Regions from separate parts of the Homo sapiens genome. Here region 1 is linked to region 2. Evidence: chromatin contacts called from ENCODE Hi-C or POLR2A ChIA-PET data. All regions are on one chromosome and are shown on one strand. The core of a region is the stretch at or near the end of the contact, and the rest is flanking DNA. Distances in the headings are between cores, read along the strand shown. Region 1 overlaps INPP5D (inositol polyphosphate-5-phosphatase D). Region 2 overlaps GIGYF2 (GRB10 interacting GYF protein 2).

Region 1 (2,700 bases), core at 111-2,610, 310 kb after region 2:
GTTCCCAGGCGACTTGAGCGCTGCTGGTCGGCCCGTGGGACCCATTTTAAGAAGCAAGAACCTAGAAGAGGCATTGGCCAACTTTTGCAGGAAAGGGAAGGGCCTGACAGTAAATATTTCAGGCTTTGCAGGCCACTCAACACTATTCCTCTCTGCCTTTCTGGTGGGAAAGCAGCCATAGGCAACCCAGAAAGCGAATGGGAGTGACTGTGTTACCAGTGAGACCTTCCTTACAAGCACAGGCGGGAGGTGGCTGGCCCCTGCCCTCGGTCCCTGTGCACCAGGTTGGATCTGGAAACGCTGGTGTCAGTGGAGAGTTGCTGGCTTCAGAGAGCAGTAACAAGGGCAAGAAGTCTTCATAAGTGTAGGAGTGCAAGCCTGTGTGTTTGTGTAGGATGTGTGTGTGAGTAGGTCTGTGTATGTGAGTTTGTGTGAGTGACAGCGTGCATGTGAGTGTGTGAGCCTGTGTAGGTGTGTGAGAGTTTATGGATGTGTGTTTGTGAGCATGTTTATGTGAGTCAATGTGTGAGCGTACCACCCCATATCTATGAGTGTGTGTCTATATGTGTGTGAATCTATGCATGTGTTTGAGTGTGTCTATGTGAGTCTATGTATGTGAGTCCGTGTATGAGTGTACCACCCATATCTATGTGTGTGAGTGTCTGTATGTGTGAGTCCATGCATGTGTGTTTGTGTGTGTTTATGTGAGTCTACATATGTGAGTCCGTGTGTGAGTGTACCACCCCGTATCTATGAGTGTGTGTGTGTCCATGCATGTGTTTGTGAGTGTATTTATGTGAGTCTATGTATGTGAGTCCGTGTGTGTGTACCACTCCATATCTATGAGTGTGTGAGTGTCTATGTGTGTGTGTCCATGCATGTGTGTTTGTGAGTGTGTGTTTATGTGCATCTGTGTGTGAGTGTACCACCCCGTATCTATGAGTGTGTGAGAGTCCATGCATGTGTTTGTGAGTGTGTTTATGTGAGTCTATGTATGTGAGTCCATGTATGAGTGTACCACCCCATATCTATGAGTGTGTGAGTATCTGTGAGTCCATGTGTCTGTGTTTGTGAGTGTGTGTTTATGAGAGTCTAGGTATGTGAGGGTGGGTGTCCGAGTGCATGTGCATAAGTGCTAGAGCCTCTCTGTGTGTTTGTGTGTGTGTGTGTGTGTGCCCGTGTGTGCACGTGGGGTGGTATACACACAGGGCTCCAGGGCTGGCATCAGGGGCGAGGCCAGTGGTTTTTGGTGGTTGGAGTCAGTGGAGTCAGGAACAGGACAGAGTCCCAGAGATAACAGGAAATAGAAGAATTGCTGCAATCGAACGTGCAAAGCTCTCTCAACTTTTCTGCTGACAAACCGCAAACTGCCCGCGTCCACCCCCACTCGTCCCCCTTCCTTCCTGCCACAGTAGAAGGGTGGGGCTGGCGTGGCTATCCTGGCTGCGCCCACGCCCTCCTGCTGCCCAGCAACCGCCCCGGGTGTGGATTCCATCGCTCCCTGGGCTTCCAGTCCCTCCCACCAGCCCCTGCCCCGCTGTGCAGAATATGCTCGGACCTCCTAGGGCCACATAAAACCACCCCCTCAGCCAGACCAGTTCCTGGTCATCCTGGCCTCAGGGCTGGGCACTGGGTCAGCTTCTGAGCAGGCAGGAGCTCTGCTCATGTGGACCTGACACACATTGCATGAGCAGACGGGAGGAAAAGAAGCCAGTTCCTGGGAGGGAGTGCACTGGCGAAGGAGTGTGTGGCGTGGGCAGAGAGCAGAGGTCAGGGGCCTCCCTGAGAAGGGCAGTGCGACTGGCATCTGAGGGGTGAGGAGAAAGGCCTGGCCAGAGTCCCAGCTTTATGACCATTGCAGGGCAGCTTCTGGGCTGTGCAGCTCACACACACCTTCCCCTCCTTCCCCTCCTTCCCCTCCTCTCTGCCCTGGGGCCAGCCTCCCTCCTCCACTCCCCTGAAATGGCTCCCAGCCATAATTAGCACAGGACAGAAACAGCAAATGCTGGTCGGTGTGGTAGGCTCACGCCTGTAATCCCAGCACTTTGGAAGGCCGAGGCCGGTGGATCACTTGAAGTCAGGAGTTCGAGACCAGCCTGGCCAACATGGTGAAATCCCATCCCACTAAAAATACAAAAATTAGTTGGATGTGGTGGTGCGCACCTGTAATCCCAGCTGCTTGGGAGGCTGAGGCAGGAGAATCGCTTGAACCCGAGAGGTGGAGGTTGCAGTGAGCTGAGATCATGCCACTGCACTCCAGCCTGGGTGACAGAGCGAGACTCTATCTCAAAAAAAAAAAAAAGTCCTTAGAACAACCAAGGCCTTTCTAAGAGTGTGCCCTAAGCAAGGCTGTGTGCTGAATGCTTTGAATCATCTCATTTGATATAAACACCCTGCTAGGCACGATGGCTCATGCCTATAATCCCACACTTTGGGAGGCCAAGGTGGGAGGACCTCCTGAGACCGGGAGTTTGAGACCAGCCTGGGCAACATAGGAAGGTACCATTTCTACAAAAAAAAAAAAAAAAAAAATGGCATAGTAGTGCATGCCTGTGGGCCCAGCTACTCAGGAGGCTGAGGTGGGAGGATCACTTAAATCTGGGAGGTCAAGGCTACAGAAAGCCATGATTTTGCCACTGCACTCCAGCCTGGGCGACACAGACTTTGTCTCAAATTAGAAAAAAAAATACAAACACTCGG
Region 2 (2,832 bases), core at 26-2,525:
AATCTTTTCCTTTGCAGATATATTTACAGTAGATCGAGTTAGAGTACTTTAATCTTCTTGCTCTGTCTACTGTGGGAAAGAGAATATGCGAGGACTCTAAGGATCTTAATAGTGTGTCTTCCATGGAGCCTCTTACCCTGAGTATCAAAAGCTCTGGGCCAGAACTTTCATAAAGTTTTTGACTGGTGGGAAGAAGTATTCCCATTAAAGTGGGTTGAGGTTTAAAGGGGTATTAATCCCACTCAGATTTCAAAGTTATGTGGTCAAGTAGTTACAAAGAACTTAGTGTATACAACCCTCCATGGTAACCCCCCTGCCCACCCCCATCTCTTTTAAGGTAGACCTCCTGCATGAACTTTCCTCCAGGGCCAGCCCAGCCTGTCCTTGATACACACTCACATCCCATTCTTTTCTCTGATTCTCTGAAGCAGTGGTTTGCAGGGGGTTTTTTTGTTTTGTTTTTTTTTTGAGACAGAGTCTCGCTCTGTCACCCAGGCTGGAGTGCAGTGGCGCGATCTCGGCTCACTGCAAGCTCCTTCGACCAGGTTCAAGCAATTCTTCTGCCTCAGCCTCCCGAGTAGCTGGGACTACAGGTGCCCACCACCACACCTAGCTAATGTTTTTTTGTATTTTTAGTAGAGACGAGGTTTCACTATGTTAGCCAGGATGGTCTCGATATCCTGACCTCATGATCCGCCTGCCTTGGCCTCCCAAAGTGCTGAGATTAAGGCATGAGCCACCACACCCGGCCTGCAGTTCTTTTTAATTGGTGATGCTATTTTGTTTTATTTTCCTTCCTAATTAGGTTATATCAGAACCTTAAGAAAATAAAAAATCTCTCTCATTGGAAGAACAGAAAGCTACTGCTGTGACCTTTATCTTTGTCTCCCTGTAATACTTCTATGGTATGCTCAAAAACAAAAGACTGGCCAGGCACGTTGGCTGACGCCTGTAATCCCAGCAATTTGGGAGGCCGAGGCGGGCGGATCATTTGAGGTCAGGAGTTCAAGACCAGACTGGCCAACATGGTGAAACCCTATCTCTACTAAAAATACAAAAAAAATGAGACGGGCATGGTGGCATGTGTCTGTAATCCAGCTACTTGGGAGTCTACGGCATGAGAATCTCTTGAACCCAGGAGGTGGAGCTTGCTGTGAGCCGAGATCACGCCACTGCACTCCAGCCTGGGTGACAGAGTGAAACCCTGTCTCACAAACAAACAAACACAGACTTACATTCCAGCTCACCGCCTAGAATTTGAGCCGCTTGGTTGCCTGGGTGTGGTCACTCATAGCCAGTTTTTTTTCTGCAGGATTTTCAGTCAATGCATCATCGGAGCGACTCAACATGGGTGAAATCGAGACGTTGGATGACTACTGAGCACCTGCCAGTGGACTGGCCATCCCTCTCCTGTCTGCCGACTATGGAGTCTCCACCTTTGGACACAACACTTACTCACCATTTACTCTTTATCACTCTGCAACAAATCACAGAACCGATCATCTCAGGCTTTTTCTTCTGGCCCTTTGTGTCCAAGATTCTTTAATCCATTTTTGTTGGTGAACATCTCAGACTATAGATAAGTGGACTGGACCCTGTGTCTTGGGGGTGGCAGTTGGGATTACTCCCCAACAAGGCTGATTTTAGGCAGCATGTGTTCACTGTGCTGTGATTTCATCTACTGTCTCCCAGAAAGTGTGTTGGGATCGGCCATTAGCAGCTTGCTTTCTCTTGTCACTTTTTTTCTTCTATTTTGTTTTTTCTTCTTCTTTTTCCCCCCATCAGGGCAAATGGTCTAACTGGTGCAATCATGAAGAGAGTTAATGGTTAACAGACATTGGCCAATAACAAAACACCCCATGGACTGTGACTCGAGTATCCAACAGGCAGTCAGAGCTCTCCCGGTCTGAAAGTTGCATTGCCACTGCTAACTTTGGGATTGCATCAGAGAGGCCCTGAGTGGGGTTGAGATGAGGTTGGTTTGGTTTGATGTTACACACTCCTCACCTGTTCTTTCTGAGTGTCCTTTCTCTGAAAGGATTTATGTTTTTCTTCGTTAGATAGTGACTTCTGAGCAAGCTGATCTCCCCTGGCATGCTCCAACCTGATTGGACAAAGGAAGCTCTATGGCCTGGGAGAGAGACTATTCTTAATTTTTCTTTCTTACAAAAACTGATTTTTCCCATAAATATTTTTACTTCAGAGGACTAGGACCATTTTGTTTTGGGCCCTTCTGCTGAAAATTTGTCTCGTTTAAGAGGCAGCTAGAATCTTTACCATATGTATGAATTTGTATAATTTCATTTTTGGATAGGGATAAACTTTTGCTTCTGATAAAAGCCTGGAATTTCATCTGGTCCTCAGAGCATTGCGTGTGTGTCTTGCTGTAGCCCGGAAAAGGTTTTGTGTAAAGATTCTGGGATGGCAAGTTGTTTGCCTTTTCTGAAAAGAGAACATACAGAACCTGTCCATCTTTAAGACCTTCATCCATGGAATCTACTATACAGGAGGATGCAGTGGGCTGGAGGGGATGGGCGAAAATGGGAGCAGGAAGCCTGGCCTGGCTTCTGGTCATGGCCTCCTAAAACCTTAAACTTCAAGTAGAAATGTACTCAAGCCCTATTTATAAACAAATACTTTTCCTGCCTCCACCAAACCCCTACAGAACATCACCTGGAATTGCCACTCACACTGGGTTGGAGTCATTGGGCAGCTGTGCCTGTGCGAGAGGTGCTGTGGTCTGGGCAGCCCCTGGAAAAGCACCTTTGCTGCCTGTCATTGTTGCCTGAAGAAGGCTGGAGTTGCTCTGAGAGCAGTTTGGGTTTGGAGTAT

The links. A loop is a pair of places that touch in the nucleus more often than their neighbours do. ChIA-PET counts read pairs that join two places held with the same protein, here RNA polymerase II (POLR2A). Pooled maps may share reads with other maps.
Region 1: a loop to region 2 is called in a map of PC-9, with 18 times the contacts of the local background. The contact joins two enhancer-like sites. A Hi-C loop is called at or near these places in 3 of 168 maps with a recorded cell type or tissue (PC-9, heart right ventricle and mammary epithelial cell), 1 of 37 single-sample maps with no recorded cell type and 4 of 50 pooled maps. POLR2A ChIA-PET finds 5 or more read pairs at or near these places in 1 of 52 experiments (B cell).

What each region holds. Positions count from the first base shown.
Region 1 is chr2:233,164,696-233,167,395 of GRCh38, forward strand. All of the region lies in intron 13 of INPP5D (inositol polyphosphate-5-phosphatase D), which reads left to right. Among named protein-coding and RNA genes, the nearest start is that of ATG16L1, 86 kb to the right of the region's middle. Within about 2 kb of position 1,361, at least 12 of the 41 ENCODE cell types and tissues checked have a DNase peak (open chromatin) inside an H3K27ac peak, as active enhancers do; they include PC-9, where a contact is called at or near this core.
Region 2 is chr2:232,855,481-232,858,312 of GRCh38, forward strand. GIGYF2 (GRB10 interacting GYF protein 2) reads left to right here. Exons shown (of 29, transcript NM_001103146.3): 29 at 1,313-2,832. The coding sequence ends at 1,380. Among named protein-coding and RNA genes, the nearest start is that of SNORC, 13 kb to the right of the region's middle. Within about 2 kb of position 1,276, at least 6 of the 41 ENCODE cell types and tissues checked have a DNase peak (open chromatin) inside an H3K27ac peak, as active enhancers do; they include PC-9, where a contact is called at or near this core.